3 separate regions of the Homo sapiens genome follow, and regions 1 and 2 are each linked to region 3. The links are chromatin loops, found by intact Hi-C in ENCODE. Cell type or tissue: gastrocnemius medialis. All regions are shown on one strand. Links, peaks and the distances in the headings refer to the core of each region. The heading gives the core; the rest is flanking DNA. Region 1 holds the start of LOC124900776 (a long non-coding RNA gene). Region 2 overlaps LINC01091 (long intergenic non-protein coding RNA 1091). Region 3 overlaps LINC01091 (long intergenic non-protein coding RNA 1091).

Evidence for each region. A loop is a pair of places that touch in the nucleus more often than their neighbours do. Peaks named below come from ENCODE experiments on the same cell type or tissue, not always from the same donor. Only the 100,000 strongest peaks of a DNase experiment are listed, where the experiment ranks them.
Region 1: a loop joins it to region 3, with 2.4 times the contacts of the local background. A loop is called at or near these places in 2 of 110 quality-filtered maps.
Region 2: it touches region 3 in a loop (14-fold over the local background); 2 of 110 quality-filtered maps call a loop at or near these places.

What each region holds. Positions count from the first base shown.
Region 1 is chr4:124,025,943-124,036,781 of GRCh38, reverse strand. LOC124900776 (a long non-coding RNA gene) reads left to right here and starts at 8,698. Exons shown (of 2, transcript XR_007058265.1): 1 at 8,698-8,800. It overlaps LOC105377407 (a long non-coding RNA gene), which reads left to right. Exons shown (of 5, transcript XR_939176.3): 5 at 3,192-3,345. In gastrocnemius medialis, for the core only: no CTCF peak of the experiment used is centred there; a DNase peak (open chromatin) is centred at 6,321; H3K27ac peaks cover 3,037 bases.
Region 2 is chr4:123,668,622-123,679,460 of GRCh38, reverse strand. All of the region lies in intron 3 of LINC01091 (long intergenic non-protein coding RNA 1091), which reads right to left. Among named protein-coding and RNA genes, the nearest start is that of LINC01091, 24 kb to the right of the region's middle. In gastrocnemius medialis, for the core only: no CTCF peak of the experiment used is centred there; no DNase peak of the experiment used is centred there; H3K4me3 peaks cover 532 bases; H3K27ac peaks cover 2,732 bases.
Region 3 is chr4:123,779,357-123,790,195 of GRCh38, reverse strand. The region is part of intron 3 of LINC01091 (long intergenic non-protein coding RNA 1091); the gene reads right to left. Among named protein-coding and RNA genes, the nearest start is that of LINC01091, 130 kb to the right of the region's middle. RefSeq lists a cis regulatory region at 5,423 and an enhancer at 5,339-5,508. In gastrocnemius medialis, for the core only: no CTCF peak of the experiment used is centred there; DNase peaks (open chromatin) are centred at 3,026 and 4,455; H3K4me3 peaks cover 417 bases; H3K27ac peaks cover 4,029 bases.

The DNA of each region.
Region 1 (10,839 bases), core at 3,748-8,747, 250 kb before region 3:
AACATTATTTCTAAGTGTTTCTGTAACAATATTTCCAGAAGAGACAACATTAGGATCAGTAGACTGAGTAAAGACCTACCCTCACCCATGTGGGTGAGCACTATTCAATCCATGGAGGGGCCAAATAGAACAAAAAGACAGAGGAAGGGTAAATTTCCTCTCTCTCTTCTTTAGCTGAGACATTCATCTTTTCATACCCCCCAGCATTGGATCTCTGATATAGGAACCCCTCAAAGCAAAGAAAGGGCAAATGTGACAATTCCTTAAAATGAACAGCTTGAGGAAAATCAGGCTATTATATATTTTCATGGTTGTAAAATAGTGCAGCCACTATGGAATACAGTATGGGGGTTCCTCAAAAAATTAAAAATAGAGCTACCATATTATCCGGCAATATCACTTCTGTGTGTATATTCAAAGGATTGAAATCAAGATCTGTAAGAGATACCCATATTTCCATGGTCATTCTATTTAGAAATTGCATTGTTGTAATTTGCTGTACAAGTTAGCCAATTCAGAAATAATGTCAAACAAAAAGAATCCTATAGACTACACATATTTCAAAGAGAGATTTAATAGACATGACAAAGATTGGCTTTTAGTCTGATTCATAAAAGAATTTATTAGAAGTTATCCTTTCCAAGGTTATTCTGAAAGTGACATTTTAAAATTATTAAATCGAATAATTTAATACAAACTCAAAATTTAAAGTTCAATAAGCTGCTAACCAGCCCTTCATCTCAAACATAGTGTTGTAGCAGTATTTTATCTCTATATTTTATTGAGAAAACAATAAATATTAAGATAGTATTCTGTATATACACAAACAATTATTATTGTTCCTTCTTACTTGAAGTCTAGAAAATAATACATCTGTTTAACATCATGGCTCATCTGGAATTCTCATTGAAAATTTATTTAACAGAGTATTCCAAGAACATCTTTTGTGTCCGCTTACTGTGTAATTTTAAATCCACTGTAAACAATGGAAGGTTAGTGTTTTCCTCCCCTAGTTGTTATTCTTTCTAATAAATCAAGAAGCAGAAACATCTTAAATGATATGTTTGTATATCAGACATTTAGTTTATCAATTATGTCTTCCCCTAGTCATTTCCAGAAATAAACTGGATATTGACACAGACATGATACATTTTTTGTCAGCAATTTTACTGTTAATTTGCACATGTGCTTAATTGTACAGGATGTACTGAGTGTTGCTGCTATTTTTGTCATGGTTTCTTTGTTGAAAATAGGATCTGTTTTTTGTGAGGTCTAACCACTCATACCAATTAACTAAAGAAACTTGTTTGCTTGAATTTTGCCTAATATTTCAGTACTTTTACATTGCCTTAATTATTCACAGTTTTTCTCAATTGTCCTACCAACTGGTTGCTCCTTTTAAAAGATTAGATCAGGCCAGGAGCTGTGGCTCATGCCTGTAATCCCAGCACTTTGGGAGGCTGAAGAGGGTGGATCACAAGGTCAGGAGTTTGAGACCAGCCTGGCCAATATGGAGAAACCCTGTCTCTACTAAAAATACAAAAATTAGCCAGGCATGGTGGTGAGCGCCTGTACTCCCAGCTACTCGGGAGGCTGAGGCAGGGCAGTTGCTTGAACCTGGGAGGCGGAGGTTGCAGTGAGCCAAGATTGTGCCACTGCACTCCAGCCTGGATGACAGAGTGAGACTCTGTCTCAAAAAAAAAACAAAAAAAATTACATCAAAATATAGTAGACAACCTTTTAGCATGGTCTTACCAGAATCAAGATGGTCTACAAACTAATATTCACTCATATAATTTATATAGCATCCAAAGTGAAAGAAATAAAATATGATTTTCTTCTAACCTTTCTTGTAAGATTTCACAGTTGTTCACAGCTTTCTTTCCCTGAAGGTTTAGTGTATCCTTTTTTATTCTCTAAGAAAATTCTATGTGTTTTGACTATTATATGACTTGTATATATTCATATGTAATCACTCTTTAGATTTTAGCACTACCTAATTTAACACAATTCTGATAAAAGTCCTCTTCAAAATTATTAAACTGTTAAATGATGTATAAAGCTACATTTATAAACTCATGCAAATTGGTAACAGTGTAGCTTTATGCCAGTGACATTCATATTGTATTTTATGCACAACCTTCCCAGTAATGATGGATATACAATTAATCAAACATATTTTGAATAAATTGTTGCATACCAAAAGTAAGGGTACTGATGTATAAGCTTGGTGATTAACCATGGGATGACTGAAAGCCCGTGCACTTCATTGTACCTCCTGCTTTCCAGGTTGTTTTATGAGAAGCTACCTGGACACCACACAACATTTACTTGAAAAGCCATTTCCAGTACAGTGACATTAGAGGTGGCCTATACACTAAAAGATAGAACAGCAATGCAGTGAGTGTCTTGTTGAGTTGTAGGATACACTTTCTCCAATTGCAAATCAGATTCTGGCACCAGTGGTTTCTCTCAATGCCTATAAGAGAGGCAATTATATTCTTCTTTGAAAAATAAAATTTTATCTTTCCACTTTAAAAAAATCGCATCATAGAAATTTAAAATGTCTACAAGTAAATGCTACCCTGAAGGAATGAGAAGATTAAAACCAAAATACCAAATATGAGTGTATGTGGAAGGGAAAACTCATAAATGCTTCAGAGCAAACCACCATTTAAGGAGACACCGAGAGTGCTAATTCCTCTTCAAAGGGAAGAAATTTCCAGACAGTTAGAATCATGGAAATAAAGGCTAACCCTAAAAATCTCTTCATTTAACTCATTGTGAAAATAAAATTAGGATGTTTAATTTAGCTATTAACCAAAGAAATCTGATTTGAAAATCAGACTTAGAACCAAAGTATCTGTCTTCTAAACAGCAACAACAAAGAGACATAAAATAACTACAATTTTAAATATTTTGAATATGTTTTTTCCAAATGTTTTATGGAATATCACCAGGTTTTTGTTGCATTGAAGCAAAGAAAATTTACTTATTGTTAACATAAAAACGTGCCTGTGTTGGAAATTTAAATATGCATTATACATTATTTGCATTACAACCTTATTGACAGGTATATCTTTCAATTTAATTATTGTTGCATTAAGATCATAATATAACATTTTAGTTAACTTCTTGTACGATTTTAAATACATAATTTTTTAAAAAACATTTTTATCTTTTTTATTCAGTGATCATGAAAATATAACATAAAACAACCAAAAAGAAGAAGAATAACATGCAGAATGCACACAGTGTGAACATTGTAAGCAAACTTTGGCTTATTTGAAGTACAATTTTATTGTACAAACACAAAACAATAAAGACAATTGATTTTATAAGATATTTTAAACAAGCATTTTGAGTTCTTTACTATACGTAGCGGTTATTGCAAAGCAATTCACAGAATTGACTTTTTTCCTTTAAATAACCTCACAATTAGGTACGACTGCCACGCCTGTTTTGTTTAAAGTCCTATAAGGACAACCAGACTCAATCTGCATGGAGCTAGATATATAATGTTATTTGTTAAATCAATGCTACGAGTGTAAAATTTGCTTGGCTAATATGATGGTTAACAATTATTAGATAGAAGTGGTGTAATTTAAAGGCTTTCCAGTGAGCAAAACAGTATTTATTATTCACCATAATGTGTTCTGTTTTCTCTTCTAGCTTCTTTGTTCTGATTTTTTATGCTTTCTCCTTTAGACCTTATAATAAATATATTCTGAGATCACAGATAATTATTTAATTGAACATTTCTGCTCTGACTCATACTCTACCAAGAGTGGAAGCAAAGGATGAAGATAGGGTTGACTGACTTTCCTCCAAAAAGAAAAAAGAAGGGAAATGAAATATAAACATAGCCATTCAAAACATTGTGGATTTATGTACTTTTGAAATCCAGGGAAGAGATGAATTCCATACAGCATCCCTGGACAGTGTTTGCCAGTGATTTGTACAAGGCTCATATATGAAATACTTCTCTTTAGGTGGCAGGACTTGACTAGAAACATTATATCTGCCAACTCTCAATTATCCATAGACTATTATTAAATTTGAAAATTAAACAGGCCTGTATCTTTCCCTTCTTTTTGCTTCCTTTTGTTTTTCTTAATGCTTTGGCAATTTCACTGCCCCAAGTTTTCCACTAAAAGATCTACCTGGAAAAGTACAAAGAAAAAATTAATCACTTCGAATCCTGTTAATGGACCATGTAAAAATATTTCATTAGAGAAAAAAATTAACTCATATAACACCCACAGATTTCCTAGGAAAATCTTGTCATATTCTGAGGAGCACAGTTTATTTAAAAAATCTTCCGTTTAGGAGCCCTGAAATTTTTTTTAAACTCAAAATGCCAGCCAATATTAAGTAAGTGAGAGTGCATAATATTTACTGCCTGGTGGAAGTTAAATGCAGTCTTGCAAGTGTAGAACATATATGTTATAATCTAGCAGACATTTTACTTGCAATATTTTATTTTTTCCCAGTTCAACAGGAGAATTTGGCAGCAATAAAGAGTTTTATGTGTATGTTACTTTCCAGAAGTTTGGCAAAGTTACTATCACAATGAAATTTCCATTGCATAGAAACTTTACAGCATGTTTTCCAAAAGAACACGATGTTTAGAAACAAAATATATAGTTCAGTATTTTATTAAAGTGACTCAAGTGAAACTGTTTTCTTCTATTGCCTGAAGGGCTGTATATGAAGAAACTAGATTATAACTTCATGCTTTATTTTTCTAACTAAAAAAATACTCTTCTTTCCTCTTCTCACAAAGGTTCAAGAGGGCCCACTCTAACAGTGTGTTTTCATAAGAAGCCCCTCCAATTCCTACCATTCCCATGGTATTTTTAGGTTAGCTGTAACCTGAGGCCTGTCATATAAAGAGGGAAAAAAGTCTAGTCCATGATAGTTTACCCAAATGAACAATCAAGAAACCTGTGCCATTTCTCATTTCAATCCAAATGTTTGGCACCATAAAAACACAGACATAATCTTAGAATAGGTGACATAACTATCCCCCAAAAAACCCTTTCCAATCTCTGTTAATGAAGAGTAAATGAAAAAAGATGCTTAGGAAATTTTTACTGTTTCTCTGTGTCTGACTTTCTCTGACAAATATTTATAATGTGCTCAGTTTTAAGACAATAACCAAAATATTGCTAATTTTGACTCAACACTATAGATATGTTTCTATGATGTAGAAATTGTTTCATTTCCTTCTTGTTTAAACTTTTTATATAAACCTATTTTTAACGAATTTTTCTCTAGTTGATACTGTTTTTTTAAAAAAATCTCCTATGTGCCTCAAAATATGTTAAGCATTGTGATGACATTAAAATCTAGTTGTGGGTCAAATAAGCTACATCCTAAATAAAAATCACCTGAAAATAGTATAAAATACACATAATCTAGTCAGAATACACAGGAACTTGAAAAGGGAAAGATCTTGCTAGAAGTTAAAAAGAACACTTTTTATTGAATAATCCTAATAAGTCTCATTATTATGTTCCCCACACAGCATGTGACACTTGGTAAGTGTTCAAAAAATATTTATTGAATGAGTAAAGCAGTTTGGGGATGGGATAATATGATCTACATAATATATCATATATACTGGAACTTGAATATAAGGATTATATGATAAGGCATTTTATCACCCACAGATATATGGGGATTGCTTTCTGCTGATAAAGACAATAGATTCCAGACCAATATCAGAGACATTTTCTAGGACCATTCTGATGACAAATCCTGGCCAATCAGAAGGACTAATGAGCATGAGCACAGGATTTCAGAAGTTCAAACAATGTCTCAGATTAATGTCCTGTCTTAGGATCCCTGAAGAATTTTAAGGGTGACACAGATGGACTGATTCAAGAGCAGAAAAAAAGCAGCATGTCTGTCATTCAGTATATAAAGTTCCGTGACATTACAACAATATATATTTCTCAACTTTTTTTTTCTTTTTAACACATTCTTCTCTCTTTTTCTTTCCTATCCTGTTGTCATATTTTTCCCCACCACCCCCCATTTCACTTACACAGGTAAAACCAGTATTCAAAATTCTAGAATTTGAAAACAACTTCTCTGACAGTAAAGTGAATGCTACTTAGAAAAGTATAATCAAGGCTTTTTTGTTCTGGCCTAACTGAAGATAAGAAAAACATTCCATGCAGTAAAACTAGTTTTGTCGGCTCAAAGTTTGGGGAATGACATTTATCCAAAGGCCAAATGTCCCATCTTCAGAGCAGAGGCATCATACAGCTATGGCCTCATCACAGAACGCAGACCATCTGGAAAAGTGGCCACTCACCACACCCTTTAGGCCTTCCCTGACAGAGAGAGAGCACGTGTAATGCTGGATTGCTGTTTCACAGCTGCTGGCTCCAGATATTCCCCAATGGAATTCTTTAATTAGTTAGCTCTCTCTAGCCTATTCCCCATGGAGGATGAAACAAACAAACAAAAAAGATGCAAAAGGCTAGCACCTGCAGCCTTCCTGTGCTAAGACTGAATAGAACATAGGCACTGAGAGAGTCCTCTAAGCAAATGAGGGTGAAATAATGCAGCCAGGAAGCTTAACAGAGTCTGCCAATAGGAAGAGTTTCCAGTGGCTTAAGTGTTTGGACAGTTAAATTATGACTGAGGAAATATTAGAATAAAATGTGTATTTAATTCCCACTGCAGGGTTGACCTGACACACCAAAAACTGTCTTGTGTTGAGGAGAGCAGAGTAGAAGTAATTCTATCAGGTCAGTTTGGGTAATTTTCATTTTCTCTTTGAACAATTATCTTCAGAGAAGTGACTTGCTCTACCATAATTAAACTGAACTTAAATTCCCTATAATCCCAGCACTTTGAGAGGCCAAGGTAGGCAGATCACCTGAGGTCAGGAGTTCAAGACCAGCCTGGCCAACATGGCAAAACCCCGTCTCTACTAAATACACAAAATCAGCCAGGTGTGGTGGCACACACCTGTAATCCCAGCTACTTGGGAGGCTGAGGCAGGAGAATCGCTTGAACCAGGAAGGCAGAGGTTGCGGTGAGCCGAGATCACACCACTGCACTCTGCCCTGGGTGACAGAGGAAGACTCCGTCTCAAAAAAAAAAAAAATTGTGATTGAACATTAGATTTATCTTTATTTTCAACAAATTATCCACTTGAGGCCAGGAGTTTGAGACCAGCCTGGGCAACATAGCGAGACCCATCCTTGCAAAAAATTTAAAAATTATCCAAACATCCTGATGTTCACTGTGGTTCCAGCTACTCAGGAGGCTGAGGTGGGAGGATCACTTGAGCCTGAGAGGTTGGGGCTGCAGTGAGCTGAGGTCATGCTACTGCACTCCAGCCTGGGTGACACAGTGAGACCCTGTTTAAAAAAATACACACACACACACAAACACATATACATATATATACCTAATCTCCATTAGTAGTAGTAGTAGTAGTAGTAGTAGAAAATTTTTAAAATTTCTGTTATAGGATGTCAGAAAATATTCATTATGACATTAATTTCATTATTTAACAATATAGGTTTATAGCCAACTATGTTTAATAAATAGCACAATTTTTTAAATGAGAAATATTTAAAGAGTATAAAAATAATTTCATAGAATATTAAAATATACATATACACAAAGATTCTAAGATTGTAATTTTTGAGAAGCCCCCAAATGTTTGGAGCCTTTTAAATTTTTGTAGTATGTTCTATTTTTGTCTCACATGTACTTCTTGTTCAAATTATACAAAAATTTGTTCTTTGTTTTTACAAATACTGGTTGGTGAATCATATGGTGATATACTGGGATTTGAATATTACCTTATTTTTTTCTGTTCTTCTGATAAGTACTCTAACAAGGAGCAAAGTGATCAAATGTAAAACACTTAGACAAAGAAGAAAATTCTGGAAAAGGAACACCCTGGGTCATTTATTTCTGAATAACTGAGGGTTGGTACATGTTCATTACATTTTCTGAATGGTCTACAGGGACTCTTTTGTCTTTGGGTACACTAAGCCCACTGTTTGAAATGCTCTCTAGTTTTAGGGAAACTCTGCTGGTTAAATAAAAATACAAGCTGATTTCTCAGTTTATATAACAAAAATAATGTGTGCTGTCCCAGGTTCAGGTGTTCTGGGTTTTTAAAAAATATGCAGTAAATTTGATAATTAACTTTTGGATTAAGAAAGCATGCAGGATATAGAACACACTTCAGGAAGAAAAAAAGGACGTGTGGTGTTAGCTGAATGGGAAGGCTGCCCAGAACATGTCCCCTGCTATAAGATTAGTTTGGGAATTAGGGATTTACAGTGCTTACCCCCATCTAGAGGAGACTTGGCAATATTCCCTAGGACTGCAAAGATAAATTGGCGGGAGTGAAAGAAATAAGTAAAGGCCAGGAGCTGCTGGAAAGCAAGCTTTCCTGTCACTAAGCCGTGATGTTGTAAAGAGTTCTGAAGTCAACTTTGAGATCCTAGCCTGGGGCAGAGAAAGACAGTTTCTACATGGTAACAGCAACAGCAACTGGCCAGTTCTGTCTCCACATGGTCAGCCTGAGAAACATACTATAAAGCTCCACTACCGAAGAGGAAGTGGATCGTACCTAAGTGATGGTGGGGTCATCCACTCAGCTTCTTGCCCAAGATCTCCATGGCGTATCATCTCACATAGTGTCCTGCATCTGGCGGAGTCTTGAGAATAAGGCTGGATGATGGTGATAACGAGAATGAATGAAGATGGTGAAATCTGGAATGGTCTAGTTGTCAATATTTTAATGTAGCCAACATAGGTAATTTATTGTTGCTCACCTTTCTTTCTTCCTTCTTCCACTATTTTCAGTTCTCTCCATTCATGCCTTCTTTCTTTTCCTCCTCTTCTCTTTTTCCTTCCTGCTCTCCCTAATCTATCTTCTTTCCCTCTCCCACTTCCTATATCCTAGAAAAGGTCCAGCCAGGCAAAACAGCCTGGATTTCCTCAAGCCAAAGACATTCTTTTTGTAGTGCTTCTCTTGGAAATACAAGAAAAGGAAAAGAAAACAAAAATACAGACTCAAACTCCCATAGTTGCCAATTTGATCCCGGCTCTCCTGACTGCCAGCCTCCTCAGTTTGCTGTTTCTCACCTCTCAGAAACATAGATTTCAGGCTTCTGGGATTTTTCTTCTTCTTCTTCATTCTTTTCTAATATCATAGCTGAAGTGTAAAGGAAATTTGTGTATTGTCAAGCAATAAATGCAGGAATCATATCTGCTTATACTGAAAAGTACACCATGCTACTGAAGGAAAAATCCATTAAATGCTTTTTAAATGTTCAGTGCAAAGATTTCTATGATTTTTTTTAATTTTCCAGGTAACATCATTTGTATGGAAGTAGCTTATATTGAAGTCATTGTTGATCATAATAGGCTTTTTTAAATCACAATAGACTTTTAAAAGTATTATCTTTGGTATATTTAAGTCAGGTGTTTCTCTGGCTCAAGAATTAAACTGCCTTGTAACAAAATGTATATAATGTCAGCCTGGGATTGAGTCCTGGACTCTGGTCATCTTCCTTCAATCAACTCAGTATGTAATTTCAGTGAGTTTTGAACCCCATAACCTCTCAGTACTAAATGTCAGAGAAGGCACAGACGGTCCTCATACACTGACACCTGGAATAGACCCAATGGCCCAATGACAAATAGGACTGGATTTGTGTGACTATGGCACAGCATGAATTTCCTTAGATGCAAGCAAGAGGAAATTATGAGAGCTGATGTGCACTCCCCCAACTCCGACCACTAAAAACAGGTTAAAAGGCAGATCTGTGTTAAAATATCTCATCTTCAGCTCTTCACCCCATGTAGGGTTGCCAGATAAAATATGGGCTCTCCAGATATATTTGAATTTTATATAAACAATTATGGATTTTTAGTATACTTTGTCCCATGCAATATTTGGGCCATACTTATGCTAAAAAATGTTATTTATTGGAAAATCAAATCTAACTTTACATCTTGAATTTTTTTCTTTACTAAATCTGGCTATCTTACAACTCTCTCAATTATTCCCTTATCCTACTTTGCCTTCTTTGCACTTATCATACTGTCTGGTAATACTGTTTATTCAGTTTTTACTAGGTTATTGTCTGTGTTCCAGCACTGAAATATTAGCTCTGTGGAAGTGAAAATGTTTCCATTTTATCTCTTGCTGGAACTCTAGCACCTAGAACAATGCTCAGCACATAGTAGCTGCTCAATAAATGTTGAATGAATTTATTGAATGAATGAATGAATGAAACATCTATATCAAAACCATGTTGCTTGTCCATTAATTCTGCAAAAAGTTCATATGGATAATTAAATCTACAATATTTACTGTTTATCTTTACTTTTTATTTCTTTTTTTCTAGTCAGATTGCAACATTTTCAAAGATATGAATGATGCTAATATTTACATATTGTGTACTTACTATGTGCCACCATTCTGAGTCATGCACACTTAATACTCACAAAAACCTTATGAAATAAGTACAATTTTTACTCCCACTTTGGCAATTAGAAAAATGAAGCTGAGCATATAATTGTGTTAAAAATAAGCCTATTATGAAGCAAGTCTTGAGACCTCATTTAAAACTGTTTATGTGTTAAAATATTTTCTGAATGTGTATTTTATGTTGTTATGTCTTATAGTAATGGTAACTTAGCAAACACATAAACAATATTCTTGTTTTTTATGAGAATGTGTTTTTTACAAATCCTGCCAAAAAATAAGAAAGGAAAATTACCAGCAAGCAACTAACTTAATTAATCTTTGCTAAAATATTAAAAGCAATTTATTATTACATTTTT
Region 2 (10,839 bases), core at 3,483-8,482, 110 kb after region 3:
TCAGAAATATCAAACATAGACTTGAAAATAACTATACTTCTTTTTCCCAAGCAGATCAAGAACAGAATTGAACATTTCAGGAGAAAACTGAAATCTATGAAAAGAACCAAATGGAAACATAAACCTGAAAAACAGAATAACCCAAATTTAAAATTTAATGGAGAGGTTTTAATAGCAGATTAGACAAAGCTCAAAAGAGAATTTGGAAGATATATCAGAAAGAAATATCAAAACACACACACACACGGAGGGACAAATAATGGAAATTTCAGAAGAAGGCAGGAGACATAGGATATTATGAGAAAGCCTGAAATAGGAATAATCAAATTCCCAGAAGGAGATGAGAGAAAGAATGAGGCAGAAGAAATATTTGAAGAGGCGATAGCTGGAAACTTTCAAAATTCATTTTTAAAAATTAATATGCTGATTTAGAAGGCAGCATAAACCCCAAGTAGGATAAGTACAAAGAAATATATGCACTCTGGAGCACAATTTATTAAACTCCTGAAAGCCAAAAAGGGCAGGAACATTTTTAAAGCAAAGAAAAAAGACAGAACCTTCAAAAACCAGTAAGAATGAAAACTGAAATCTCAACAGAAACAATGGAATAAACTCAAAATTCTGAAAGACCACCAACACAGAATTCTCTACCAATAGGAAATCTCCTTTCAGAAAGATGAGAAAAAGAAAAATAAGAGAGAGACAGAGAATTCCCCGATATTTTCTTCTAAATCTTTTAAAGATTCAGGTCTTTAATCTACCTGGAAATGTTTTTTGTGCATGGCATGAAGTAATATTCATTTCATTTTTCATACCCATCATCTCAGCACAACTCCGAAAAATATATCCTTTCCCTACTAAGTGGCCATTAACCCTCTCTTATAAATCAAGTACCCATGTATGTATGGGTTTATTCCTGAGTTCTTTTTTTCATTCCACTGATCGATTTGTTTATTTCCATCACCACACTGACTTAACTACTGTGATCACACATTATTCATCAAAAAATCTTAGCTAATCTGCATCTTGGCACTTCCACATAAATATTAGAATCAGCTTGTGAAATTTCAACAACAACAACAACAACAAAACCTATTGAAAGTTTGATTCTTCCAATCCTTGAACATGACAAATGCCTCATTTTATTAAGATCTTTTATGTCTTTCAATGTAATTTCATATTTTTTTCATAAAGATCTTGGCTGAAGCTTGTAAGGCTTATTTCTAGGTGCTTGATATTTTTCCCATGATTGTAAATGGCATTTTAAATTTCACTTATTAACTGTTTGTTGTTGATTTCTAGAAAAACAATTTATGTTTAACTGATTTTATACCCAGCAATCTTTAAATGCTATCTTATAAACTCTGACAATTTAGCTTTGAATTAGGGGGAATTTTTCTAGATACACAATTAAATCATCTTCAAATAATAGCAGTTGTCTTTCTTCTTTCCTATCCTTATAAAATGTATTTATTTTTCTTGCCTCACTAACCTCAGATTACAGTACAATGTCAAAATACCCTTGTTTTATTCCCAATCATATTCAGAATGTTTTCAATATTTCACCATCTAGAATTATATTTAGAACAGTTTTTTTCCAGATACCCTTTATCAGGAATATGCCTTCAATTCCCAATTTGCTAAGAGTTTTTGCCACAATTGGATGTTGAATTTTGTCAAATGCCTTTTCTTTCTCATCGAAATGGTTGTCTGACTTTTTAATCTGTTAGTATGGGGAATTGCACTAATTGATTTCCTAATGCTAAACCCAACTTACATTTACAAAAAAAAAAAAAAATCTCAACTTGGTCATGAAGTTTTTTCAAATACAATGTTACGTTTGGTTTACTAATATTTTGTTTAAGAATCTGGCATCTATGTTTATGAATGAGACTAATCAGTCATTCTCATTCCTTATATTCTCTTTGTCAGGTTTTTGTATGAGGGTTATGCTAGAATCAACAAATGAGTAACTGATTTCCCCTTTTTTATATGCCTTGGAATAATTTGCAGAGTATTTTAATTACTACTGTTTTAGGAGTTTAGGAAAACTCTTCAGTTAAAAAACAAATGTGGTCCTTGAGGTTTCTTTGTAGGAAGAATTTTTTTTTTTTTTTTTTTTTTTTTTGCTACTGGCTCAGTATCTTTAATGGTTATATTACTATTCAAACATTTGTTTAAAAATAAATAATACTTAAGAAGATTCAGCCACTACTCTATTGGGTCCATAATTTGGGACATCTGAACACTATAAGATTGAAATGCTTTTATTTTTCTCCCGTTTTACAGGCTAAAACTAATCTAAGGCAATCCTTTTGCCAAGACACCTGTATCACAAGGGGCTCAGGTTACGCTTGCAAAAGAGAAGCAAGTAAGAAGTGTTGCCACGTTTCTCTTGGCTCGAGTAGCCACTCCTGATAAGCTGCCATGTAGCATATGATGATGCATTACCGGGTCCTTATGCCTGCCGCTGCAGTAGTTACAAGAAATATATATGGTTTTCTTTTCATAGTGATATACCCGAATCTTGCCAATGAAAAGGCATTTTTTGCCCACATTGGGCATCATCATCTCTTTCTCACAGTTTATACCTTTACAAGAAAATTCCCCTCTACCACATAAGATGCTTTTCAAATGCTATTTCTATTGTTCTGAAAATATTTTTCTCACCCTCTCCCTCATTCTGATATGACTACTCCACTACATTAACGCAGCTTTATGCATAGCTCAAGGTAGGGAGGGTGACAACGCTCTCTGGTTTTTACTTTACCCAAATCATTTCATATGTTTCACATTTATGGAGGTTGGACTCAATCACTCATTCAATGTTTCTAAAGCTCTGCTATGTTCTGGTGCCAGAGCCCATAATTACCATAAAACAGGTTGATTTCAGGCCGAATTGCACTGGAAAATGACATTTTGAATTTTTATTGGCACTTTGAAGAGAACATATTCTTCTCTAGTTATTGTACTTTTAACAGAAATGGTCTTTCCATATGGACTATAAGAAAAAATATCTAAAATTTAAGATTCGTTCCCTTCTCTTATAATTTTTATTAGCATTTTAAGCAAGTTCAGTGCCCATCAGACCTAGTTCTAGTTATTTTTATTGATGCCATATAGACAATTCATAATCAAAACCATCAGCAAAACTGCTATGTCTCCTCTGCTTCTGCCAGAAAATTGGCAGAAAATCCTAATTTAAAGCTCACAGGAAAAACCCAGAGGAAGCATGCAGAAATCCTTTACGCTATATTTCCCAGCAATAGAATATTTTCCTACCTTTGAAAACTCAATTAAATTTTACTTCACCAAAAGTGTGAAAACCAGGTGGAACCTAAGAATATCATCCTCAGTCTGGTTATCCTTATAAAAATAACACTGTGGATATTTTACAACAAATAGTATTAATCCCTTCTGACTGTCCTAGCAAAATGTTACATCAGAAACCATGAATATGAAATACTGATTTTCCCTTTAAGCATGAAAAAAGAAAGTTGACTAGTGCACAAATCTTTCTGCTCTGTGTACTTCATCAAGAAAATTGTTATTTTGTCTCCCAATATGGTATGGTTGCCCTTATGTTACAAACTCTCCTGGGTGGCTGTTCCTATAAGAGAGGCTTAAGTAAGTTCAGCCACACAATTTTCAAAAGAATACCCCTCAAGTGACCACTTAAGCCCCTAGCTTCCCCTAGGCTTCATCCAGCCTGTGAGCACATCTGAGGTTGACTTTACGTTTCTCCAGAGAAGCCCAGTTACTGTTTCTTTGTGGGCTTAGAAAGAAAAGCAGTTGGTTTCATTTTTCTTTTACTTGTGTTAGATTAATATTATTCTAACTAGGCCATTCTCTCAAGAGGCTTGAGTTGAAGAAAAGTAAAATATGAAGGCTCCCGGCAGCAGCACCGACTTTTGTAAACTTGAGACATATCTCAGTTTTGCTTGGTTCTGTCAGGGCCAAAGCTTCTTCTACACCTTGTTTTACTACCATGTCAGATTGGTACAAATAGAAACACAAAGCAATTCAAAACACTAAGCGGAGTTCAGAATTATTTCAGCAGGCTGGTTAGAAAACTGCGTTGCAGGGAGTCTTCAGGGTTTCTCCGAATGTCTGGTGAAGTCAATTCTCCAAATTCACTTAGAGGGTTAATGGCCCCACCAGGTCTAGAAGCCAGTTCTCCCATCTCCCTATACCATGTCCACATTATGCTACAATCCTTAGGTGTTAAGTTTCACAAACCAAAGCCAATATCCTGCTGCCATCAGATGTGGGGCTGGATTCACATGAAAGAATAGGCTTAGCGGTGTAAGTTTAGAGATACACAGGTGAAAATTGCAGCCACTGACTTTCCCAGGAGAAAAAAAAATCTGAAGAGAGTGCATTTAATATGAAAAGTATAAGATTAAAGATTGTAGTACCAATAATTTGTGAGTAAATTTGAAGGCCCAAGATGCATGGTGATTTGAAATTTTGCCAAGACCGAAAGATTAACTGTCCTGTAAGCCAAGCCTCAAGCCTTACATGCATAGCTCAGCACAGATTTTTTGCTGTCTGTTCCTTAGCTGCACATAGTAATGCTCATAGAGTGATATTTTTAAAAAAGTTTATAAAGAAAAATGGCCTAGAAGAGAAAGTGGGAATTAGATGCATGAATGAGGAAATAAAGCAAAAGCAAGAATATCTAAAAAGGATGCTCTGTAGATTAAATATTAGGTAAAGTGCATCTCTTGAACTTGAACAGGTCCATAGCATTTGATCAATTAACCAAAAAAAAAAAAAGTATTCTTTGAGTTCTTAACACATACCCGGGCTAAATCTTGGAGAGACAGTTGTCAATACCTAAGACACAGTTTATATCCTCAATGAGGTACAAACGAATATGAAATGAGATGACTATTATAAAAGAAGTAAAAGGTGCCTTACTAAAAGACATCTTAATGTCACTAAGTGGCCTGACATTGTCCTAAAGGTCAGAGAGCACCTACCCGAATGGATGACACTGAAACTAAGACTTGTAATCTACATGGAAATAATTCATTAATTATTTTGGCAAATGTTTCAGTCAGTCCAAAAACTGTATTCTATGGATAAAATAGTATGCTTTTGAGGTCTTAGCAAAGTTAAGTGATCTCAATCTCCTGGAACTATTTAACTCTCAAGAATGTTAATGATATAAGAATCATACTGACTGTTGATGACTGAGAATCACCCCTGTTAAGATGTGGGATGATTAAGAGAAATCTGGCTGGAGAGGTGAGAGGAGGTGAACAATTGCATAAAAAGCCACAAGATGTTAAGAAGGATAAGGAAAAAGAAAGGAGGGTTTTATGAGGGAGCTTCAGAAGAGTGGTGTGAGTGGAGGGGAGGAGGCAGACGTGCCTGCAGTGATTGAAGAGCATTTATGGGGACCAGAAATGGAGGGTGCAAATATCTTCACGCTTGCCAAGTTGTCACAGGTGTCTGCCCTTCCTCACTTCAGGAAATTCCTGCTTCCTACTTCTCTCAAGAAATTGTTTTTAATAGGAGGAAGAGAAGAGGAACACTCTTGTGTACCTTTCCTTGAACATCACCACCAACTGACTCTAAACATTGGCCTATCCTAAACATTTAACATTTTATTTATTCGACATTTACTTCTCACAATCAGATGCTTTTAGATAGACAGCAAGCCAGAGAAAATATTTGTGGCTCTGAATTATTGATAATTAAATGAATAAAATCACTACTAGTCAGGGCTATTCAAAGAAAACTTACTTCTATAGAGCCATGTAAGAACGCTGTCTTCAAAGTCAAGCCCACTCTCCTCTCCCCCTATCTCCACGTGGCCCCATGGCTCGCCAGGCTCCATCGTGTCTGCCATTTACATTCTCTCTGCTGAAAAACACTTCAGGTTCCCTTACCTACATAAAGATGAGCATGCCTGAGCTTGTGCTAAAGAGCCCTCCACAGTACAGTCCCAGGTAGCCAACTTTCCAAAATTACCTTTTAAAAACCTTCCACTTCTGCCCAGTCACCTACTCCCTATTTTTCATGTGTTTTCCTCCTGAATGAAAGCTAATGTTCTTCCTCATATGTTCAGATTTCTCTCGGATGCCTTGGCCTTATGCCCTCCATTTCACCGTAATTGAGAGAATATAAAGTATTTGTTACAGTGCCTGGTAATAGTTGGTACTCAAAACATTTTCTTTCCTTTCCTCCCTCCAGTAGATATTTATTAATGAACTGTGAAATGAGTGATTATCTAGTTTCTATTGCATCCGGTATGTGTCTTGCATGATTACTTTTTGATTGCTTAACCTTCTTCTGATGTCATCTTCCTTTTTTTTCTCTTTTTGATTTTAGATCTAAGTTCCTAGAAGTATAAAGTCTGTTTACTGATGTTGTAAAGCCAGCACCTTGAACTTTTAGTCACCCCATAAATACTTCTGGATCATGATAGCTCATTTTCCTTAAATGAGTCACTATATACAATATATCCAATTAATTGAACTATGAATTTATTATGTATCACAGGATTAGCAGACAAATAAGTCAAAGGATTAAATTTATGCCATCCATATAAAATTGATTCCACAAGAAAATATACTTTTTACCTCTTTTTTAAATCAACGCTATCTTTCAATAACTTTCCTGTTTCATCCTATTTTGTCACAATGAAAATTATATCTGGGCTTCAAAAGAGATCTCAAACTGTTGAAAGTTATCATTTTTTAAATGTAATATTAAATACAATTTGTGGAATGCAAAATAGCTATCTCTTCTCCAGTTTAAGCAAATGCTGTTTTCAACACAATGAAATTATGCCTCCATGTAATATATTCCTCATATATAAAAAATATATTTCTCACATATTGTATATATATTATAATCTCCACCTTTTAACTTTCCAATAAGTTCCATTTCCAACAAACATATGTAACACTGTGGTCTTATTTCTCTAAGTAGCTACATAATAATGACATAAACATTCCTAACCCATGTTTATCATAGAATAGCACCATTTTTCACACTAAAAATAACTGCTAGTAAAGTTGTGCAAAACTCACTGATTGCTTCCAAAACTTTTTGTCAATTTTAAACTGTTTTTAAAACAGTTTAAAACAGTTTTAAAATTTAAAAAAATTTTAAACTGTTTTTAAAACTCTGTTTCATGGCCATAAAGTTTTGAACCAAAGACGTCTCAAAAGAAACTGAAACCATGTGAATCAGAGAAGATGGGAACAAGAATAATGAAAGTTGACTGATGTGAAACCCACAAATCTCTCATAGTTTTAACCAAAAAACCATATAAGATGACTGTGCTTTCCTCTTTTCCAACTCCTCCCTCCCCACTGCTTTCCCGCCATCACACACGCCCCTGCCCATACCTTGTGCTATTTTATATAATTGTTATTAGACTGAAAATTCTTATATTTTTCCCACCTCTTGAGAAAATGAAGAAACACTAGCCACCTGGTCTAATAATTACCAGCTCAAACATTGTCTTTTGTGGACAGCATTCAATTATTATTTATTAATTCTACTAACTTCTACTAAGGAGATGAATCTGTCTTAAGTATTAGGGAACTCTGCTTGTATCCATACATCACTACAAACCAGTTGATTAAAAAAAATTTCAAATACTGAGTCAGCTATTTTGTCTATGTAAGTGAGATGAAAGTGGATTTTAGTTTCAGGGAAAGGTTTTGTTTTGCTTTCTACTCTTTTCTTTTCTATTTCATTGAATTTACCCAGAATTGGGATGCCATGTAGACAACAAGAACTACGCAGCTCCTTTAAGGTCACACAAATAACTGATGGTAGGCAGATAGCAGGACAATCACAAGTACAGGGGTTGGGGAGACTGCTTTACTCATGGCACTGTATAACAGAAAGAAATAAGAACCGAAAATATTATCCTCAAGGAATTTAATTGGGAAGATAGAGGACATAAAACCATGGTAAGTTTAACCCTATTATTTCTTGTCTGCTCAACCTGGGCTAGTCCTATCACCTCTGTGAGCTTTCACATAAACTTTACCTATAGAAGTAATACAGTGGGATTTAATCAACTCTAAGGGTAGCTGAGAGGTAGGACCAGGACTAGGATGCAAAATATTAAGGGGTGCCAGAAAATGCAGTAATCAATAAGAGCTTAATGTGATTTTGTTTCTAACCAATAAACTATGCCCCGGGGGCTAGATGCTTGTTTTTAAACTAAGTTTCATTGGAACCAGGGCCAGGATTAGGGTGAGGTGAATGAGACAGAATTGTTCAAGTGCAGAGTAGGTCTTGTCTTTATTTAAAATTTTGATAAGATGTTCATCGTGGATTTTTTGCATTAATTTTGATTTTTTAAATATTTCATTAAAATTTCATTATTGAGGTATTTGAAACCCCCTTAAATTGGGTCTCCAAGCTGAGTGCCTCACTCAGCTCACTCTAATCTAAGCTCTACGAGGCTCTAAGAAAAACAAAAAATAAGAAACTAGGACATTGTACAAGATATACATAATAAATTATTGAAACTACTAGCCAGCAAGTAGCTTTAATATTTAATAGATATTAAATTTTATTTTAAATATACGAATCTCACAAAAAGCCAAATACTATAAAAACCCAAAGCAGGAAAGCCATCACTGTAGGCAAGTAGAAATTTTCATACAAGAATGACAAATCCACCAGCTAGTTCTTGGGTTTTTGTGTTGGTTTTTGTTCTCTGTTTTTCATTTGTTTGTTTTTTGGTTTTTTGGTGTTTTTTTTGGGGGGGGGGTATTTTTTGTTTATTTATTTATTTATTTATTTTGCCTTCTCATTGGTATGACTGCAGTATGTTTAGTGTGACTGTTCCATTTCATAGACAAATCTTTGAAATACAGACTGGGCCGGGCATGGTGGCTCACGCCTATAATCCTAACACTTTGGGAGGCCAAGCCAGGTGGATTACCTGAGGTCAGGAGTTTGAGACCAGCCTGGCCAACATGATGAAAACCCATTTCTACTAAAAATACAAAAATTAGTCAGGCATAGTGGCGCACACCCGTAGTCCAAGCAAAGGTTGCAGTGAGCCGAGATTATGCCACTGCACTCCAGCCAGGGCAACAGAGTGAGACTCTATCTCAAAAAATAAAAATAAATAAATAAGTAAAATAAAATAAAAGGGGGAAAAAAAGAAAATGCAGATTGGAACCCCTCGGTTCCAAATGTTTATATACTGAGAAGTATAACCTGCTTAGAAAGGTAAATATAGATTCAATATATTCAAGTATATTTTCACCACAATTTCTTGCCCTTCTTAAAAGGTAAATACTTTCTTGACTCCTTGTAAACACCTGATTTCTCTGGTTTTGCCTCTATCTTGAGTTAGCTTTCCCTACTCTGCATAGGTGCTGTTTCACAGGCCATTCCCATAAAACTGGTCCAAAGAAAAGGCAATAAAGTTGTAAAATCTAGGGCCTAACATACAGATGTGTCCAGTTCAAACTGGAAGAGTGGGGAGTTTGTGAGATTTGAGATTCAGAGTTCTTGAGAACACTTTCTTCATTTCCCCTCTACATATGCAAGGCCCCAACTGAAATAACTTTTTACTTATTTAAATCACCTTGGTTATCTTATCAATGATGCCCATAGACGAATGGGCTTTAAAGAAGGATTTGTCTTCAACATCTTCTAAAAGACATGTTTTGTAGCAAAGGGATGCAAAATCCCCACAACTATCCAAAGGCATTTGAAAGTTTGCCTTCAAAACACAGCATTATTATATTATACGTAAGAAATGAGAAAAAGAAGAAAAGGAAGGGAAGATAACACTTTTTTTTTTTTTTTGAGATGGAGTCTTGCTCTGTTGCCAGGCTGGAGTGCAGTGGCACGATCTCGGCTCACTGCAACCTCCGCCTCCTGGGTTCAAGTGCTTCCCCTGCCTCAGCCTCCTGAGTAGCTGGGACTAGAGGCGCACGCCACCATGCCCAGCTAATTTTTTGCATTTTAGTAGAGACGGGGTTTCACCATGTTGGCCAGGATCGTCTCGATCTCTTAACCTCGTGATCCGCCCACATCAGCCTCCCAAAGTGCTGAGATTACAGGCATGAGTCACCATGCCTGGCCAAGATAACACTTTTTTTGCAGAGACTTGGCCTTATCCACACATATACTCACACACACATGCACACCTGGCTTAGATCCTGAGTTCACTTTATTGACAACAAATTAGCACACTGTTTTTCACCATATCCTATAATGCCATGAGTATCTATTTATAAAATCTTAAGGAAAAAAAGCTCCTTTGAGACCAGGGCCTTCACCTTTCATCTTTGTATCTCCAGGACTTGTCACACAGTAGGCTTCATATAATGGAATTAATGAATGAATAACTGAGCATCCTTGGTATCTTAGTAAACAAAGATAGTTGTCTTTCCCCCAAAATCCAAATTTAGCAGCACAAAACTGCTTGCTTGTATAGATCCTCCCAATGGCTGTTTGCTTCTCGTCCTCCCAATACCTAGGGCACATGAGAAAGCTAAAAGCAAGCATAAGGCCAAAGTGCTCTAAGGTAGGGAAATAAGATCCTTGGACCAAATTCAGCCCAATGTTTGTATTTTGTAAATCATGTTTTACTGGAACACATTCAGCCACGTTGTTTTTATATTGTCTATATCTGCTTTCATGTTGAGTAATTGCTACAAACACCACATGGCCTGCTGAGTCTAAAATATCTCCTACCTGGCCCTTTACAGAAAAAGTTTACCAATCCTTGGTCTAAGGTCATTCACCTTAATGACAATAAGACCAACTCATCTGGAGTTCATCACTTCCCCCTTACAAACTCCACTTAGTAATAGGTCAGCGCATTCATCTAGGACT
Region 3 (10,839 bases), core at 2,474-7,473:
ATTTCTGCATAATTTTTAAAGACCATAAAAGGTGTCATAATGGAGTTATAAGGGAGATCAAGAGAGATTTAAAATTATAACAAAACTCAACCATTGTGGAAGAGAATGTGGCAATTCCTCAAGGATCTAGAACCAGAAATACTATTTGACCCAGCAATCCCATTACTGGGTATATATCCAAAGGTTTATAAATCATTCTACTATAAAGACACATGTACACATATATTTACTGCAGCACTATTTACAATAGCAAAGACTTGGAACCAACCCAAATGCCCATCAATAATAGACTGGATAAAGAAAATGTGGCACATATACACCATGGAATACTATGCAGCCATAAAAAAGAATGAGTTCATGTCCTTTGCAGGGACATGGATGAAGCTGGAAGCCATCATTCTCAGCAAACTAACACAGGAACAGAAAACCAAACATCGCATGTTCTCACTCATAAGTAGGAGTTGAACTGTGAGAATACATGGACACAGGGAGGGGAACATCACACACCGGGGCTTGTCAGTGGGTGGGGGGCAAGGGGAGGGGGAGCATTAGGACAAATATCTAATGCATGCGGGGCTTAAAACCTACATGGCAGGTTGATAGGTGCAGCAAACCACCATGGCACACGTATACCTATGTAACAAACCTGCATGTTCGGCACATGCATCCCAGAACTTAAAGTAAAATAAAATAAAATAAAATAAAATGAAAAATTATAACAAAACACATTCTAGTCCAGCAAAAATAGTAGCCTGGTCAAGGCCACGTCATAATAAAATATTTTTCCATCATCCCCCATGTATTGAGCACCTTTTTTTCCTCTGGGTTTTCTCATTCAAAATGTGAATACTATATGTGGGATTTTTTTCAAAAATTTCCACATTGGCTTTTCCCCACTGGTTTTGGTGGCCTCGTTAAATTAAGAGAAAACAATTGTGGGAAACAAATAAGAATGTGTATCAACTTTCAACCTGTATATGTATCTATCAACCCATGCCTAAGTATCTATAGCTAACAATATCAAGAAAGGTGCACAGAAAAAAAATCAGACACCAGAGCCCATGAAAACTTGGTATATATAATGTTTGGTTTTCATAAAAATTTGTCTTTCTAATTCCCCTAACTCTAGCCCATAGTTACTTTTTCTATAGCTCTTATACTGGAATACATACCTTAGGTTACTATATGTGTTAAGACATTCACTGGGCAAGAATTATGTCTTTTAAATTTTTCCTACTGCATAAGTTAAGAGTTTGGTAAAGTGTACACAAAAGCAGTCAATGAGCACTCATTTTTGAAAGATGCATGAAACTCTTATAATTTTTTGAGGCATGAATTTAAAAGGAAGTTCTTTATATGAAGACAGAGGGTTAAGTGTGTGTAAAGGAGTAGAACTGCTATTGCTCAATGAACAGTATGACCAGCCCATCTAATTTAACTGTATTTATTTGTATAAAGGATACTGAAAGCAAATTCTTGGCCTGAGTTGCTTGAAGTCCTGGACCTTCAGGGCACCCATCAAGAGGGAAGAACTTGTCCTGCCCCTTATCCTTGTTGGCTTTGACCTAATCAGGGAAGGTGCTGACCCTCTCACTGGGCTTGCAGGCAAATTTCCACCTGTACTCATCATACACACTTGTCCACTACTCTGAAAATATGGAGAGAGATAGAGACAGAGAGAAAAAGAGAGCAGTAGATAGAGGGAATAGCCACTACCTCCCACACTACTTAGCAGTATAGTTTAAGAGACTTAGCTCAAGCTGTACTACCTTTGTTAATGCCATCAAGAAATGTCTATCTCAAGCTGCCTTTATCTTCATAGCTTTTTCCTTAACTACAATATCAATTTTTTGTTTTATTACGCATGCCAGTTGGGCTTGGTTTATTTAGCCTTCTCAGGAAAATGTACACTACAATACCACAGAACACACTGAACTTCCTAGTAAGTACTGTTCAATTCTGATGCTTCATTTTTCCTAATACGCTGTCTTATTCAGTTGCAAGAAAAGCAGTGGGTAGGGTAAACAATCTTTAACCACTTCTCTGAATTTTGAAAATGATTTTAAATTATTCCCTGCTAATTTGGGGGGAAAATTTTAAGTAAAGTACTAAAGAACTTCTAAAACTCACCCGGCAGTGAATTTTCAAAATAAGAGAATCACAGAGCCACTACCAACTTCACAGTAGATGTGTATAAGTTCTTCTCAGAAGGTTGACTACCTCTGGCATTGCTAAATCAGGAGGGGACAGCCCACAATTCTCCCTTTGGCAGCAAGCACCTACACACAGTCATCAGTACAAAAAAGGAAAAAATGAAAACATCCTCTGTTTTGCCAAAAGATTGTCTCAGTGTCTCCTCCATCCAGGGACCCCTACATCTTCTTGAGTCCAGGCCCCGCCTGTTTAATTCCTTAGTACTGGAGAATTCTTGCTAGCGTATAGCTTTTTCTAGGGACTTGACCTTTTCCTTTCTAACTAATGACACCCAACACCACCTTACTCTATGAATTCAGTGTCCTTCCTTTAGTCTGTCTAAAGCCAAACATACCCTCCAAGCCCTTTCTGCCAATTCATCCTCTTTGTTCTTTTTGTCTTAATCATTCCTGCTCTCCTGCTGCCCCAGAGCATCCGCATGCCATGAATTTGCACTCTATAAGAACTAGCTCTTCCCACACAAAAGACATTGCATGCTTTTCAGAATCAATCAGACACAAATTATTTAAAGAGTCCATGTAAATATACACTCCAATATTAATGGAAAAGTGGTGTCACTGCTAAGACTTCTCCAAAGACAAATTTGTAGTGAAAAGCTTTAAAAGGCGAGAATGAATGAAAAAGTTTTTACTATATTAGGCTCATCTGGCCACAAAGAGGTTGAAACTCAGCTGTGAAACAGGCCATCGGGTAGTGAACACTCCACTTTCTTTTCAAGTCCACTTCTGTGGCCACCAATGACCACATAATGCCTACAGAAGGTTAACCCATGTCACTGACTGAGATTGGCACCGAGCCCATTGTCTGCTCCACTTGCAAATACCTTCTTAAACAACCTTATATGAGCAGTTCTCTTCTCAGGCTACTCTAGCACAGCTGTGGCCAGCTGCACTCAGCCTTCAGCCCAGCCATGGATTATATACCAGATGATTCCTGTTCATTGAAAATACTGGAAACAACAAGGAATACATCACACTGCCGAGAAATTGGATCCACCCAGAGAGACCAAAGGAAAGCTATGACATTTGAGGAACAGGCAAACATTTCTCCTGCAAGCATTTACTGAAGCAGGTATATTAGGAGGAAACTAATCCATCAGATTCCCAGACACACATTTATTTTCTGGTTCCTTTGTTTTTAATTTTGTTTCTTTCTGGTTGAGTTCGGGAGGTGGGGGGAGTTTAGCAGAAGGAAAAACTCCTCATACTTTATCCAGTATGTTTTCTTTTCTTCTCTGTCCAAGACTATAAAAACAAGTTTGGATACTCCACCGGAATGCTGTCACAGTTCTGAATTTGGAAACTGATATTACCATGTCCGTAAAGGACAAAGAATGGAGGCTCCAAATGTTGTAATGAGTAACGCTTTTTAAAACTCAGAAAACTGACCAACATCTGAGAACTAACTTGATCCAGCCAAATATTTCTGGGTATAAGAAGAGGCAATGATAATTAGAATTGCTGCTTGTAGATAGGTAGTTTAAACTACACACAGTAGCTGGATGTCTTCAAGGTAAAAGCAACTGAAGAGCATTAGTGTTCAAGTATCATTAACCTCTCCAAAACGTTTCTTGGCAAACGGTTCTGAAGGCCTTCACTGAGTTTCTGTCATTCTTCCCCTCCTTCTGTTCTATGTCTTCCCACACTCAGTGAGTGGAACATTTGGATCATTTTTAAATTGTGTGAGGGAAGAGACCAAGAAAAAAAATAATTGAAGAACAGGGCAACTCTCTAGTAGTAATAAATATTTAACTTGAAAAATGCCTAAGAATAAATATCATCTATATAGGCACATACAAGACTGTGGCACTCCTCTTTTGTTCACATGTAGGATCTTAGAAAAAATAACCCCAATATTTTACTATGAAAGATTATAGGTACCTATGTTTTGATTCACTTTTTTCCAACGTACCTGACTTTAAAGTTTTCCTTTTCAAAGAGCCAAGTGAACTCCTGCATCTTGTCTCCCTTCTTGCTAATTATTTAAAGAGATGACTCCAACGCCATGTTTGAAAATGTAAGAACCTTTTATTACTAAGGGTCAATATTCAGAGCATGGCAACACAGTTTATTTCATGATACTTCTTAAAATTCTTTTCCCACTGACAAATTTGGCCCTTTCACAGAGGCAGGATCATTGAGTTTCTGGAAGGAAAACGCCTTGGGTTTGCCAAGAGTTTCCCCTACTGGGCTGATGACACCTCCTAAAACTACGGAGAGGAAAATGCTCTGCAGGTCAGGCAGCAGGAGTTGAGGTCCCAACTGTGTCTCAATTTGAAAGACTGAGTCAGGCACGCAGCTGCCAGGTGCCTGAGGAATCTGAATTGTTTTGCAACATTAAAGTCATTGTGAATGAGGGGAACTGGTCATGCTGAAATGATGCTACTGTTTCTGTGGAATTTTAGTGATGCCCAGAGCAAGTTGAAAATCCATTTGCCATTCCTTTTTTTCCTAATTCCATTCTTCACCTGCAATGTGTCTCAGGGCATTAGAAAGTGTTTTTGCTACTCAGAAACAAATTGGAAAGAATAGGTTTCATTGAAAACATGCTCAGACTGGATTTAAAATTATAGACTTGTAAGACTTGGGACAGAGAGAAAAGTGAAAGTTATCCGTGGCAGAAACTGTAATAGTTGTCACTAATTATTTTTTCATTTTCTATAGTAATAGAATCCCTGAACTTTAGTTGGGTATTTGAAATACTCTTATTTCCTAGCCATTTTGCACCTAGTTGTGACTATTTGTCTAAATTCTGGATGCACATTGAAGTAATACATGCAACCTATGCCAAATAACCTTAAAGGGAGAGAGTAGGCTCATCATCTTTCTTCTTCCTGCCACCTGGAAAGTGATGTGATGGCTAGAGCTGAAGCAGCCTTCTTGGACCTTGACGTTATCTTAAAAATAGAGGCCTTATGTAGTAAAACTCCAAGCAATGAGGCACCTAGATCCTTGAGGCTTTGCTCCACAAAGCCTTGATCACTTACATTGTATTTCTTTCCTCCAGGCATAAAATAAGAGAGAAATAAGTGATCTCATTTTAAATTTTAGTGTTACTTGCAACCAGCTCTTCTCCTAATATATCATCCAACACATTTTTTACATTGCCTTTGCTTGAAATGTTTCCAGATGTGGTTTGTTTTTGTTTTTGTTTTTCCAACTATCTCCAAAACTTTTAACTTAAAAAAAATCTACAGCTGCTACTGATATTAAAGCTTCCTGCATGTTTATTTCCAGGCAGAAGAAAACTAGGATGTTTTTTCCTCTCCCTTGTTTTGCCATTTACTCTCCTACCACATCCTATTTCACTTCTCTCACCCAGTGCATAGCCCCCTGGAGGTTTCAGCCACCTACAGAATGAATTTTTCAGCAAACAGTTACAACATGTACAAAAATGAAGGTTTATAAAGCTTGAGAGATCTTCGGAAACACTTTTTTAAGAACGGTCATTTTAGTATAGCAAAACCTCTGATCAATTAAGAGACAGGCACTAATAATACCTTCTATAATCAAACTCCCAGCCTCCAAACTTACCAGGAACTTTGTAAGGAAAAAAAAATCAACCTAAATGCCTGTACCAAAACTACCCCAAAAATGTTCACTAGTGTGAGAAGATACTACTGTGAAAAGTTATTGATGATCAAATAGTTTATTTATGTGCATCACACACACATACACATACACACACACACACACACACAAGAACACAAGTTTTAAAAGATCAGGAATAGTGTCTGGCACATGTATTTATTTAACAACTATTTGTAGAATGAATCAATGCAAAGCTTCCTGGGCTGCTATTTTTATTCATCTGCTTATGTTTCTTATCCTCCTTTTAAATCAGGATTAAGACAAGAGAGGAGAATGAGAAAGACTCAGAGGACAGGCATCAGGATAATTAAAGTAGAGAGGGCCACCTAATAAAGTACAGGATCTTCCATATTCTCCATTCAAAGGAACTCTATCAGACATGAAAATAGGCTGTCTCCCTCAGAATCACACACCCAGTTAGCAGCATTTGATTATTCTAAAAGAACTCTGCTTTGGTATTGTCATGCACTTGCTCTAAACCCTCCATACTTGGCAATAAGCCCACCACAGTACCATTATTTAATGGCAGAATAGTTGAAAAGAGTTTGGGTTTTGAAGTCAGGAAAAACTGGGTTCAAAGTTCCTTTAAGACTAGTTGAATAAGTGACTTTACCCCTCTTTTTTTTTCCTGTTAAACAGGGATGTTAACGTTAAGCACCTCACTGAATTATTGAAGGAATTAAATAAAACACTAGTATACTGTCTGGCTAGTATGCAAGTGTACAAATGGTGATGGTTATGGTAATGGTTACAAGTTCTCATGGTAGGTGGTCACAGGGCCCATCTGGGACCTCATTGGCTGAGGTCCTTGCATAGATAAATAAGCATGCATCAGGCCAACTCTCCAGGCCTGTGTTTCTCATCTGACAGCTAAGAGCTTAGACCAGGTCATTTCCAGGAACTTTCTGTTCAACTTTAAAGTTCGATTGGTGTGTTATGGATTCTTAAAATAATTGAGAAAAAAAAACATTAAACACACATTTATTTTTTTATTAATCAGAATTTAGGTGAAATAACACATTTGTGTTGGGTATTTCTCACTTGTGACTCACTTGTTGGATAGCTTTTTCCAGTCTAAGTATGTTAAACTTCATACTCACATTTATCAAATCATTGGGAATCCTGTGATTCATATAACTAACAGGAGGATTGAGAAAATCATTAAACAAATGCCAAAAGAATTTACGCAAAAGAATTGAGTTTGTTGTCTCACTTTTATGATTCCATGATTCTTGGAAATAGTTTTATAAATTTAACATATAATGCAATTCTCTTTTGTGAAAATCATTTTTACCTAAAATTTCTCACTATCTTTGTCAAACATATGAATCTATGAGCTGCATTAAATAAGTATATTCACTGAGATGTTAAATACATTTTTCTTTTAGGCAAAGTATAGGATATGCTAAAGACTTGTACATTAAGTTGTGATATTAATGGAAGGACAGACAGTGAACTGGATACATTTTGATTAAACTATGGCATACAGGAGTCTAAGTGACTTTTCTATCATCTATGCCAGGAAACATATCTACTAGGTTATTTTATTTTCTCCTTTGAAATATTCAGCATCCAACTTGCCCCCCAATTAAAAATGACTGAAATAGCATGGCCCACTTCTTGAAGAAGTCATGAATAAAACCCAAATCTCTGGAGTCTGTTGTCCTTGAAATACATAAAGGCTGAATGCTCAGAAGAAGTAGAAAAAAAATAGTTCTGAAACTCTTGGACAAATAAGAAGAGCCACTCTAAGCAGGGACTAAATTGGATTGGAATGTATGTTTGGATTATTCAGCCAAAGTAGATAATCAAGTATAACAAAACAAAAGCTTGATACCAAACTTGCGGGAAAATTTGTTTTGTCATCCTGAAACCTTCTCCGCTTTAAGCAAATCTTCCCCACCCAAAAGCAAATATCTTATCATACACCATGTTATTGGTCTTGGTCCACTGCACTGACCATAAAGGTAAGGAATCAGCCCACTATTTAGAGAAAATCCTGATTACATAAATTTAGTTTTCCAGTGGAGAAATTAGTCAATTTAAATGTATTTTACCTAAGTACATATCTACTAAATACTATATAATGTACTTGTCAAATTATTAGAAATCAGTAAGTCATGTTTCTATATGTTCAACACTGAGCCAGACACATTGAAAGACATAAAAGACAGCTCCCGTCATCATGATTACTGCCCAATTAATTAAGCAGTTGCTAATATTTGGAAACCTCAAGTCAAAAAGCTTAATAAAAATGCAATGATTTAATATGTCTACCAATTCCAATTCTCAAGTTCAATTGATTCAAATAATATAATTCTGAAACTAATTCATATGTTTGGAAGGACTCCAAGCCTTATTGTCACCACTCAAAATTTCTACCCCCATATAGAACAAGTTTTTCTTTCCTAGAATCATTCTTCCTGGAAGTAGTTTCCACTTCCAAGTTAAAACTGGATCTTTATCTTCACCCCTACTTTTCAAATCCCCCTCTTGATCTAGCTCTTGCCTCTCCCAACCTTCTGGTACATTCCTTAAGTCCTTCCTCCTCCTAAAGATCAGACTCTAGTGTCAAGGCAAAATTCTAACATCTTTAATGGTACAGGCCAACATTACAAAGTACATTGGCAAATGTAATTTATAACTTAGAATTTCATACACATTTCTTTTACATACACATGCATAAGCCTGCTTTCAAAATGCCAGACTTCAACATAGTATTGGGACTTCTGGCCAGGGCAATCAGGCAAGAGAAAGAAATAAAGGGTATTCAAATAGGAAGAGAGGAAGTCAAATTGTCTCTGTTTGCAGACGACATGATTGTATATTTAGAAAACCCCATTGTCTCAGCCCAAAATCTTCTTAAGCTGATAAGCAACTTCAGCAAAGTCTCAGGATACAAAATCAATGTGCGAAAATCATAAGCACTCCTATACACCAGTAATAGACAAACAGAGAGCCAAATCATAAGTGAACTCCCATTCACAATTGCTACAAAGAGAATAAAATGCGTAGGAATACAACTTACAAGGGAAGTGAAGGACCTCTTCAAGGAGAACTACAAACCACTGCTCAAGGAAATAAAAGAGGACACAAACAAATGGAAAACATTCCATGCTCATGGATAGGAAGAATCAATATTGTAAAAATGCCCATACTGCCCAAAGTAATTTATAGATTCAATGCTATTCCCATCAAGCTACTATTGACTTTCTTCACAGAACTAGAAAAAACTACTTTAAATTTCATATGGAGGCAAAAAGAGCCCATATAGCCAAGACAATCCTAAGCAAAAAGAATAAAGCTGGAGGCATCACACTACCTGACTTCAAACTATACAAGGCTATACTCTCTCAGAAGAGAGTGACTATAATATGCTTGATCTCCCCAAAGGAGACAACATGGAAAAGGACTTCAGTTGTACCAGGAGGAATTTAATTTAGAAAGCAAGATTTCCTGACATTGTGATTGAAGGTTCAAACAGGTTACAAAAATTGTTATGAAATCTCTTCTTAGAGGTCTCAAAAATATAACATTAACAGTTTTGAAATAAGACCTTGAATAGCAAATGCTGATTATTTTGATTAATCCTTTTTGAGAGAATAGTTGATCAATGGCTCTGGTAGCTAAGGGACTGGCAATGCAAAAACCAAACCAGCATGATACTGGTACCAAAACAGATATATAGACCAATGGAACAGAACCGAGGCCTCAGAAATAATACCACACATCTACAACCATCTGATCTTCGACAAACCTGACAAAAACAAGCAATGGGGAAAGGATTCCCTATTTAATAAATGGTGCTGGGAAAACTTGCTAGCCATATGCAGAAAACTGAAACTGGGCCCCTTTTTTATACCTTATACAAAAATTAACTCAAGTTGAATTAAATACTTAAGTGTAAAACCTAAAACCATAAAAACCCTAAAAGAAAACCTAGGCAATACCATTCAGGACATAAGCATGGGCAAAGACTTCAAGACTAAAAAAACAAAAGCAATTGCAACAAAAGCCAAAATTAACAAATGAGATCTAATTAAACTAAAGAGCTTCTGCACAGCAAATAAAACTATCATCGGAGTGAACAGGCAACCTACAGAATGGGAGAAAATTTTTGCAATCTACTCATCTGACAAAGGGCTAATATCCAGAATCTACAAGGAACTCAAACAAATTTACAAGAAAAAAAAATAAGCCCATCAAAAAGTGAGTGAAGGATATGAACAGACACTTCTCAAAAGAAGACATTTATGTGGCCAACAACATATGAGAAAAAGCTCATCATCACTGGTCATTAGGGAAATGCAAATCAAAACCAAATTGGGATACCATCTCACACCAGTTAGAATGGCGATCATTAAAAAGTCAGGAAACAACAGATGCTAGTGATGCTGTGAAGAAATAGGAACGCTTTTACACTGTTGGTGGGAGTGTAAATTAGTTCAATCATTGTGGAAGACAGTGTGGCGATTCCTCAAGGATCTAGAACTAGAAATACCATTTGACCCAGCAATCCTGGGTATATACCCAAAGGATTATATACCATTTTACTATAAAGACACATGCACACGTATGTTTACTGCAGCACTATTCACAATAGCAAAGACTCGGAAGCAACCCAAATGCACATCAATAATAGACTGGATAAAGATAATGTGGCATATATACACCACGAAATACTATGCAGCCATAAAAAAGAATGAGTTCATGTTCTTTGCAAGGACATGGATGAAGCTGGAAACCATCATTCTCAGCAAACTGACACAGGAACAGAAAACCAAACACCACATGTTCTCACTCCTAAGTGGGAGTTGAACAACGAGAACACATGGGCACAGGGAGGGGAACATCACCCATCGGGGCCTGTCGCGGGGTGGGGGGCAAGAAGAGGGAGAGCATTAGGACAAATACCTACTGTATGCAGGGCTTAAAACCTAGATGACGGATTGATGGGTGCAGCAAACCACCACAGCACATGTATACCTATGCAACAAACCTTCACCTGTATCCTAGCCCTTAAAAAATAATTTTA